2 separate regions of the Homo sapiens genome follow, and region 2 is linked to region 1. Evidence: chromatin contacts called from ENCODE Hi-C data. All regions are on one chromosome and are shown on one strand. Each heading gives the region's core, a stretch centred on a gene start or an enhancer-like site at or near the end of the contact. The rest is flanking DNA. Distances are from core to core; before and after follow the strand shown. Region 1 has its middle 4.2 kb from the start of LINC01101. Region 2 holds the start of TMEM185B (transmembrane protein 185B).

The links. A loop is a pair of places that touch in the nucleus more often than their neighbours do. Pooled maps may share reads with other maps.
Region 2: a map of ascending aorta shows a loop between it and region 1 (7-fold over the local background). The contact joins the promoter of TMEM185B here to the enhancer-like site in region 1. A Hi-C loop is called at or near these places in 2 of 168 maps with a recorded cell type or tissue (Caco-2 and ascending aorta) and 4 of 50 pooled maps.

What each region holds. Positions count from the first base shown.
Region 1 is chr2:120,467,969-120,473,227 of GRCh38, reverse strand. No RefSeq gene overlaps it. Among named protein-coding and RNA genes, the nearest start is that of LINC01101, 4.2 kb to the right of the region's middle. Within about 2 kb of position 2,752, at least 23 of the 41 ENCODE cell types and tissues checked have a DNase peak (open chromatin) inside an H3K27ac peak, as active enhancers do; they include ascending aorta, where a contact is called at or near this core.
Region 2 is chr2:120,220,533-120,225,791 of GRCh38, reverse strand. It overlaps TMEM185B (transmembrane protein 185B), which reads left to right and starts at 2,392. Exons shown (of 1, transcript NM_024121.3): 1 at 2,392-5,259. The coding sequence starts at 2,816. The coding sequence ends at 3,868. RefSeq lists an enhancer at 1,436-2,099 and silencers at 2,194-2,354, 2,074-2,443, 2,594-2,793.

The sequences.
Region 1 (5,259 bases), core at 1,503-4,002:
TGTGTGTGCGTGTTCGTGTGCACACACGCCCTCTCTCCAAAGGCCCTCGCTCCAGCAGTTGCATCATACATCACAGGCAGCTCCTTTGTATCCTGCAATAAAGTCATTTAATGCTAATGATGAAATGTATGCCCTACAGTGCTCGTTATTAATAGGAATTAGATGTATTTCAGGTAACAAAACAGTGAGTCATGTGGGCAATGAACACATCGTGCCAACCCGACCCGTGGTGGGACTGACGTGGTTCATGCTTGCCCCTCCAGAAAGAGCCACGCTCCCACAGCAACTACAGATTAATAAATCATGGCGTGGCTCTAAAGCTGGCCCCCAGGGGCGCAGGACTCAGGACTCACCTCTGGAGCTACCAGTGTGTCCCACGTCTTTTTCTTCCTGATGATTTTGAAAGCATCTATTCACTGTCATCACATCCTCCCCTCATATTCGCTTGTACTGTGCTCACTGTATCTGACCCCTCAACACCAGACACCCACTCACATACTGACACCTTAGTTTGTGCCAGACCCCACAGAACTAGAGCTAGACCCAGAGATAACCCATAGATACACACACAAACGCACACACAACCTGAGTTGCACAAAGATGTGTGCTCATACAGACCCGTGCCCACAGAGGTCGCAACCACACATGCACATGTGTGTCTCCTCAAGGCTTAATTGTCACCTCCTCTGTGAAGCAAGAGCCTCATCAGAGTACTCATCATCAGGAGAGCCTGGGTTACGTTGCTGTAACAAGTAACACCAGATCCTGGTAGTTTTTGGTAGTCAGGTGGAGGCTCTGCTCCACACAGTCACTTGGGGATTCAGGCTGCCAGCAGCTCCATCATTTTGCATCCTGAGCAGCTAGAATGTCCTCAGTGGCTGTGGCAGGGGAAGAGAAAAGGCAGAGGGTGAAGCCTCGGGCTAAAGGGAGGTGTCACCTGTGCCCTATTTCATTGGCCAGAATTAGTCATATGACCCCACCAAACTGCAGGGGCAACGGGAAGTGTAGTCTTCTGTGTTTGCATTCTGTATCTTGAAGTCAGGAATGAGTTCCCTGGGGCTAAAATCAAGGCATCAGTAGGAATTGTTCCTTTGGAAGGCTCCAAGGGTGCTCACATTCCTTGGCTTGTGGCTCACCCCTTTCCTCCATTTTCAAAACCACAGAATAGCATCTTCTATTCCCTGTGACCTCCTGCTTTCCTCTAACAGGGACCATTGTGCCCGCCCTGGTAATCCAGGATAACCATCCCTCTCAAGGTCCGTATCTTCACCACATCTGCAAAGGTCCTTTTGGCATGTGAGGTCACATCCACAGATCTGGGGGAGTAAGACATGGCCATCTGTTATGGACTGAATATTTGTGTCTCCCTAAAATTCCAATGTTGACATTCTACCCTGCACTGTGATGGTGTTAGGAGGTGGGGCCTTTGGGAGGTGATGAGGTCATGAGGCTGGAGCCCCCATGATGGGATTAGCAGTCTTAGAAGAACAGGCAGAAGAGTTTGCCATGGCTCACTCTGCTCTCTTCCATGGGTATGCATAGCAAGAAGGCAGCCATCTGTGAGCCCAGAAGAGACCCTCCCCAGAACCCAACCATCCTGGCACCCTGACCTCAGACTTCCAGCCTCCAGAATCGTGAGACATAAATACCTGCTGTTTAAGCCACCCAGTCTATAATATTCTGTTCTAGCAGTCTGAACTAAGGCACCCTCTTGGTGTGGCACATTATTCTGCCTAGCACAGCATTCCAGAAAGGAGAGAGATGGCACAGGGTTTTGAGGACACACAGCACTGCCCCTGCCATCCAGCTCTCCTCCCCTGCACTGTCATTGCCCATGCAGCCTCTCCAGAGAAGCAGTCGCGCTCTGTAGGGGCAGGCGCCGGCCATGAGCATCTCTGCCCAGCAGATGGCTGGCAGATAGCAGGGGCCTGGGAAGGCCTGTAAGAAGGGAGAAAAGAAGAAAAATATGAATGAATGATTTTGGCAGGATCAACAGTTGTGTGAAGACAGAAAAAGCATGAAAGAAAGTGGATTCTAACGAATACAGAGGCAACCACATCACACAGAGCCAACAGGGGAAGGGGGTGGCCCTGAAGTGGAGGTTCTGAGGGAAGCAGCGGCGTTTCATGCCCAGATATGGAGGAATGGTGAGCACGAAAAGTGTGGAAAGAAAGGGCAGAGGGAGGCAGAAGGAAGCCCTTAGTCTGAGCCAGGCACTGTGCTAGGCATTTTACCATCAGCGCTCCCTAAGGTCTGCACAACACCCTTGCACGCAGTGCCCTGCAGATGAAGGGACTGAGACTCGGGAAGAAGTCCCTGATCCAAGTTCACATGGCTGGACAGTCTGTTGTGCCAGGATTTACAGGCCTTGCTTGGCTGGTTCTGAAACCAGCTGCCATCCCAGGACACCCAGCTCTGTGGCAAGCTTTGACACACTTACAGTGGCCTTAGTGTCCCCACCTCTTTAGGTCTCAGATCCTTCATCTGGAAAATGAAGAGGTTGGGCTAGGTAATCCCCAAGCTCCCTCTCAGCTCCAGCCTCCTTGGGTCCTTGGGCAGCTCTAAATCAGAATGGAGTTCCTGGAGGGGCTGGGGGTCTGAACTTCCTCCCACTGACAACAGACACGCAGTTCCATCTGTGTTGCCAAGACAATCCAGGGCAAGGAGGGAGAGGCCCAAAGCAGAGATGACTCCATGCCCAAAAAATGAGTATCATAGCAGCCCACAGGATTGTGCAAGCTGCCCGTGAGGCTGCCAGTCGGCCTGGCCCGGAGGAGGGCTGTTTACACTTCCCAAGTGTGTTTGCAGTTAACTCCATCCGCCTGGCCCGTGTGCACAGCCCTCAGGGCTGCCAGCAGCGTCTATGTGGAGACAACAGGAACGGATCTCACCAGGCCCTTTATCTCAGACACCAGACACCCATTTGTTCATTCATTCATTCATTCACATACATGTTCATTTCCTCATTCATTCCCATAGTGTTTGCCAGGCATTGTGTAAGGCACTGGGGACACAGAGGTAAACAAGATAACGCTCTGAGAAGTCTCCAGGACCCAAGAACCTCGAAGAACAGTGAGACACTAAATATAGAGAATGACTCTCCCGGCCAGGTTGGTACAATGAGTTATGTGCTTGGAGTTCAGGGAACACAGGGCAGGAGACTTCGGTATCTTCCTATGGAAAATATTTAACCACTAGTTGAAAAATCAAATAAGATAATAACTCTGTACTCAATTGTCTTTGGAAATATGTTTTCTCATGAACGCGGATATGTGAAAATGTCACATTCAAAGTTTTCTTTAAATCCTATTTGAAGCCTGGCCGGAAAAAACCACCTTAGTTACTTTCAGGACTCCCAGGTTCTGAGGCCAAGCAAAGGGCCTGGGGTTTGCACAGTTTGCTAGGCACCAGGGAGGGTTCCTCAGAGGTCCCTGTTCTCCCACTTAGCATGCTCCTTGACGCCCAGTGGCTGGGGCCAGGTTGAGGGCTCAGAATGCTGGAGCATAGCTGTGTTTTGACTCCAGCTTCTCTGGACAGACAGCAACTTTTGGAAAACCATGCCACATCCCAAGGCACTGCTATGGAAAGGGCTTAGGTCAGGCCTCTGGGACTTGGGCGTTCTTCCCAGATACTAGAAACCTTCCTTCTTCCCTTTTCCTTCCCACTCATCTTTTTTTTTTTTTTTTTTTTTTTTTGGTGTTTTCTTTCTTGGCCTTCTTCTTTCACAAAGGACAGGAAAAGATGTTTCCTGCAAGTAGATTCAGGCAAATATCTGCAAATGCCCCTGAGACTAGGAAACAGAAAGAAGTCTGGCTACATATACGGGACATTGAAAGGAAAAATACAAAGGGAAAACGCCATAAATTCATATTTCAACAAATTATCTGCCTTGCACAGAAATAACTGTCTAATTTTGTTTATCATTTCTTTAGGACATATTTCCAGGAGTAAAACCAAGAGATCAGCACATTTTGAAGAATGTTTTTCAAGCTGCTTTTCTAAAGGTTTATACCAATTTACCCTCCCGCCAGCAATGTGCAAATGTTGTCTAGTTCACCACACTATCACCAGCATCAAATGTTAGGATATTTTATTTTTTCCATCTTTGAGTATTTTGTAAACTAAAGAACTTTATTTTCAAAATATTTGCATTCATGTCACTTACTGATTTTACAAGTATTTTATTTCCAACACTCCCTTTAAATACAGAAATTCCTGTTACAGTGTGAGTAGATAGACCCTAGGGATGCCTTAGATTTTACTAGGTCACTAATAATGTGTCCTTCCAGGTGTCTTTTCTCACCCAAGACACCTTTCCCTCTTTGACTGGGAAATTCTAATTGGTGCTTCCGTGTCTCCCCACCTTCAGAAATCCTCGATGCAGTCCCTAGCAAGGAGGCTGCCCAATGGCCTGATTCATACCTGGATTATCAAATCCACCACCTCATGCTGTGGGAGGGGGGCAGGCCTGTGTGCCTCAGTCCTCACTGAGCCTCAAAGAGCCTCTGTTTCCTCCACAGCAGTTAGAATGGTGCCTGTCGCTTGGGGTTGGGTGGGCATGAGGCAAGATAAAGTCTGGAAAGTGCTCAATAAGCACCCAGCACTACACACTTAGTGAACTTAAGCTATTATACTGTTATTATTACTATTATTATTCTCCTTCTCTCTCTGGAAGGCAAGGAAATTACTTTTATCTCTGGATCTCTGGTTGTGGGCCCAGAATATCTAAGTAGATCAATCAAACTGCTATTGAGTAAGCATTTCTCTGCCCTTGGCACCAGCTTTCCATATGTAAGACTGGGCTGTGAGTACTACAGTACTATCTTCTCCGGCAGGTGGCTGCTTGGATGACTCCACTCCCATTCGCTCACTCCCACACCTCCCACCCATGCTTGCCTGGCCCTGCCATTAACACTGCAGAAGAACATCCAAGTGTTTGCATTCCCAGCATCCCTTGCTGCCAGGGTTGGCCATGTGACCCACTTTTGGCCGATGAGACACCAACAGGGTGCTCCTGGGAGACCCTCTACTTTCCCAGGGAGTCGAGGCTGCCATCTTGCCACCACAAGGCAACGAGGAGGCCCACGTGCTAAGGACGATGAACAGAAAGCTGGGAAGAGCCCAGTACTTGGCATCACCAGCAGCTGACCAAGGCCATCAACCACTCGTTTTCAGAATTATGATGTCAGAAAAATAAACCTAATTTTGTTTAAGCCACAGTGAGTTGAGATTCCCCTTAAGTGAAGCCAAACGTTTCTA
Region 2 (5,259 bases), core at 1,143-3,642, 250 kb after region 1:
TGAGGATGCCAAGCAGGGGAAAGAGGCTGGGGTTAGGACACATCCCAGGACTTCCCCAACCGTTAGGACAGTGACCTTCAAACCATGTCAGCCCCTGCCCTCTGGGGCCATGTGCCCCCGCACACCCTGACTGGGGGATAGCAGCCCGTGCCGGTGGCCTGGAACACCACATCCACACACACCACCTGTAAGTGAATGAATTCACACTTTGGTTTGTGTACCAGCCTTGGGGACTGCTATGCCGCCAGCACCTGGCACATAGCAAACAATCCATGTTAGCTTTACAGGTAAATAAAAGACAAAGGCGGGTGTCTGAGAGACTGGCCGCATCAGGGAAAACAGTGAAGGAGGGGTGTCTGATGCCCAGGGCATGATGGGGGAGGGGTCAAGGCCTGCAGGCCAAAGGAAGCCAGCTGGGGACAGATGGCAGACAGCATCCCTCACCCTGTGGCACAAGCCTGGAAGCTGGGTCTGCCCTCCCTCAGGAGCTGTGCAGCAGAGCCACTGTTGCACTGTGACAGGACACCTTGATACCCGCTTCTTGGATGGAGAGGGTGCACTTGTTCTGAATGAGGAGCTCAAGGTGGGAAAATAAGCTCCGAGCTCTGTCTTTGCCACAAAGATGGCAGCAGAGGCCCTGAGTTCATCTGACTACATAGGTGATTGGGAAGGACTTCTGACTGTTCTCGCAGGGTCCAGAGGACCTGACTCTGCCACCAGCTCCCGGAGGGTGGGGGCGCTCCTGGCAGCGCCTCCCCTCCACGGGCTCTGCTTTCCTAGTGGGGTCAAATCAATTACTTGCAGGTCTCTAAATGCAAAGTGCAAAGTTCCATGTATTGATTCATCTAATCCTCAAAACAATCCTGTGTGCTTTTCCAAGCCCATTTCACAGATGAAGAGGTTGGATTGGTGAGGGGGTTTTCCACTTTTACAAATTTTTAGTTGACAAATCCTTCTTGGGAGAAAAGAGTACAAAAAAGACCAATGTGTAAAACAGACAGATTGGAGCAACTCTGTTTAGGGGAGGAATGGAGGGAGATAAGGCTCTCCAGAAACAAGAGGCCCTGAAGACACATCTATGAAGTCAGCCTTAAGGGCTGAGCCTGAGGACTGGTGAAGCTCACTCAGCTGGACTCCCTTCCCCAGGGCCACAGATTGCCTGTGGCTGAAGTGAAGTTGTGGAGAGCGCCTCGGGGGCTGGGACTGTCCGCCCGACACCTGGACACCCTGCTCATGCCCGCCTGGGGCAGTGCTGTGAGGGTGCGGGAGGGCCACTCCGCGGAGGCCCTGACAGGCCATGCGTTCCTCTGATGGCCTGTCCCACTTCAGAGCCCAGGACCTGCGTGACAACATCCCACAGCCACTTCAGGAAAAGAGGACTAGGAGAGACTGGTGAGGGCAGCCAGGGCTCTGCTGAGCAGTGGGACAGCGGGGAAGACAGAAATCCTCCAGGGTCTGCCCAGATGGCCAGAGGGCGAAAGGGGTGCTCCAAATCACAGACCCGCTGCAGCCTTGCCCTTAGACACCACCCAGGTCTGTCCCCCAACTTCATAGACCAGGAAACTGAGGCCCAGAGAGAAAGAGGTGAATTTGCCTAGGTTTCTCAGCTGATGGGTGGCACGGCCTGGACAAGAACCCAAATCTCTTGACCTCTGGTCCAGTACCCTTTTCCAAAGGAAAAGGAAAACATGGTTTTGCGAGAATAACACAGAGACAGGGCCAAATAAGTCAAAATGAGGACTAGACACTTGAAGGTAGGAGCCCTGTATCTGCGACGCGATTCTCTGTTAACCTGCCGGGTGACCTGGGGCAGAAAGCAACCCCCAACCCTGGTCTGGATCCAGTTTCCTCCCGAGTGGGGTCTAACACCCTCACCAGCACCTTCCACTCTGGAGTGAGAGGGACAGGTACAAGAGCGCCGCTGCCGCCTGGGATCTCTGCACAGCCACTTCGCAGGCAGCCTGAGAAACGTCCGTTGCTCCACCAGGCGGAGTTCTGCCCCGCGAGTCTTCATCCCAGGTAAGGCCCCCCCACCTCGTGCCCTGAGTCTACGCGCGGGCCTTTTCCTTTGAGCCAGGGATACACCCGCCGCCGGCCCCCACAGGTCTGCGCTCATGCACATCGCCTTGCATCCGTTCAGTTACCGGCACCCGCTCCCTCGCTCGCAAACTCCCGCACTAGCCCGGCCACCGCCTCTGCTCGCGCGCGCGGGGTGCTGGAGCCTCACCGCGGGCGCTCTAGCCCCGGGCGGGTTCCCGGGAAGCCGCGGCGAGCGCGGGGAGGCGAGGATCCCGGCAGAGATGGGTAGGGTGCCAACGCCCAGGCCCCGCCCTCTCCACCCGGCCCCGCCCCCGCAGGGCCCGCCCCGGCCGGCAGGGAGGATGTGAGCTCACTCCCGCCTCCATGTTCCCGGAGTCGCCTGGAAGCGTCCGCCCAAGGTCGCGGGCCGCTTGGGGAGTCAGCAGCGCGCCAGGCCCCTTCGGGCCCCACACGCATTAGGTGCCTTCTTGATGGGTACGGAGTGAACGCGGGCGGCGGCGGGACCGAGGCAGCGCCCAGTTTGTAACCGCCGCGCCGCCCGTGCCCGCGCGCGCCACACCCCAGCGCGCTTCCGGCCGGGCCACGTGACCGCGCGTGCACGTGTTCCGGCCTCTCCGCTTCGCCGCTCCGAACCTCCTCCTGGTCGTCCCGGCATTCGTCCACGCGGAGCCGGCTTGGGCGGGGCCCGGGAGGCGGCGGCCGGAGAAGCCGCGGAGACGCGAGCGCCGAGCGTCGCGAGGGAGCAGGCCCGGGCAGGCAAGCGGCGGCCTCCGCCATGAACCCCAGGGGCCTGTTCCAGGACTTCAACCCCAGTAAGTTTCTCATCTACACCTGCCTGCTGCTCTTCTCGGTGCTGCTGCCCCTCCGCCTGGACGGCATCATCCAATGGAGCTACTGGGCCGTCTTTGCCCCCATATGGCTGTGGAAGCTTCTAGTCGTCGCAGGCGCCTCCGTGGGCGCGGGCGTTTGGGCCCGCAACCCTCGCTACCGCACCGAGGGAGAGGCCTGTGTGGAGTTCAAAGCCATGCTGATCGCTGTGGGCATCCACCTGCTGCTGCTCATGTTCGAAGTCCTGGTCTGCGACAGGGTGGAGAGGGGCACCCACTTCTGGCTGCTGGTCTTCATGCCTCTCTTCTTCGTGTCCCCCGTGTCCGTGGCTGCCTGCGTCTGGGGCTTTCGACACGATAGGTCGCTGGAGCTGGAGATCCTGTGCTCGGTCAACATCCTGCAGTTCATCTTCATCGCCCTAAAGCTGGACAGGATTATTCACTGGCCGTGGCTGGTGGTGTTTGTGCCCCTGTGGATCCTCATGTCGTTCCTTTGCCTGGTCGTCCTCTATTACATCGTCTGGTCCCTCCTGTTCCTGCGGTCCCTGGATGTGGTTGCCGAGCAGCGGAGAACACACGTGACCATGGCTATCAGTTGGATAACGATTGTCGTGCCTCTGCTCACTTTTGAGGTCCTGCTGGTTCACAGATTGGATGGCCACAATACATTCTCCTACGTCTCCATATTTGTCCCCCTTTGGCTTTCCTTACTAACTTTAATGGCCACAACATTTAGGCGAAAGGGGGGCAATCATTGGTGGTTTGGCATTCGCAGAGACTTCTGTCAGTTTCTGCTTGAAATTTTCCCATTTTTAAGAGAATATGGGAACATTTCATATGATCTCCATCACGAAGATAGTGAAGATGCTGAAGAAACATCAGTTCCAGAAGCTCCGAAAATTGCTCCAATATTTGGAAAGAAGGCCAGAGTAGTTATAACCCAGAGCCCTGGGAAATACGTTCCCCCCCCTCCCAAGTTAAATATTGATATGCCAGATTAAACTCCTAGAGAGGACCCAGGCACACACAGACTCCACTTGGCCTTCGCCTCTTGTTCATTCATCCCAAACCTGGAAATGGAAACAGGCTTCAAACACTCGTCTCACGCCGTGTTTGAGATCACCGCCTCATCAGTATGCATCATAGATGGAGGTGGTTTCAGTATGTGGGTGTGTGTGATGTGTACCTGGGTAAGAGACTTGCTTTCCAGGTTCGCACTTTCAGGTGTAGCTGGGGGCAGTAAGTCGAATTGTTTTAGTAGGTCCTCAAAAGGAATAACCACACAGCTGTTTGTTTAAATGCTACTGTACCTATCAAAACTATTGTTTAAAAAGTATTTTTATACACTGCTAATCTAAAATTGTATTTCAGATTGTGCCTGTCATAACAATAGCAAATGTAAAAAGTTCTCTTTCCCACCACTTGTTTATAAACCTCATAGTTGATATTTTTAGTGTTCCTACTGTTAAAATACTCTCTCCTTGGGCTTTGCTGATACTGGTCTTTAATATTCTGATAGGTGAATTTTTCTAATGGAATGAACCCATGCATATATAGTATTTATATGAATATTTTAGCAGTGTAATATGTTGAATTCTAGTTCTCTGCATTACCATTATTACGTTAAAGTATTTTTTAAAGCTTAGGTGTGAAGATATGTGTCTATTGCAGATGTCCTTGAAAACTGCATAAAACAGTATGTGCCTGGTGTGGATCTTACCAAAGTACTAGGCATGAATGTAGGGACTGCAAATCCCATGGGTCTTAATATTTAGGTGTTAGTAACCAAGGTCTCTGGTAGTACCCGTTAGTAGAGGAAGAGGCCACTGCCCTTGGGAACTTGTGACAGGCTCTAGTGTGGTACCAGGCCATAAAGTGACACTGTTATTTAGCAACTTGAATTTTTCCACACAGGTAGTAACTGTGTGGAAATAAGCAACAAGTGGTTTGTCCATTTCTAAGAATCTTAAACTATTAGTTGGCTGTAGTGTGAAGCATTACTTGTCATTGGAAAGATGGAGAGAGTGGCCTTAACCGGAAGTGGTCAGTAGAAGCAGGTGTCATTTTAAGGGCCAAACTTTAATCTGTCAGCAATAGGGAAACAACTGTTCAAATTATCTTTGTAGATAAGAACAGTGTTTCTTTTTTCTTTTCTTTTGTTTTTTTGTTTGTTTGTTTTGTTTTGTTTTGAGACAGAGTTTCACTCTTGTTGCCCAGGCTGGAGTGCAATGGCACAATCTTGATCTCAGCTCGCCGCAGCCTCCGCCTCCCGGTTCAAGCGATTCTTCTGCCTCAGCCTCGCGAGTAGCTGGGATTACAGGCATGCACCACCACGCCTGGCTAATTTCGTATTTTTAATAGAGACAGGGTTTCTCCATGTTGGTCAGGCTGG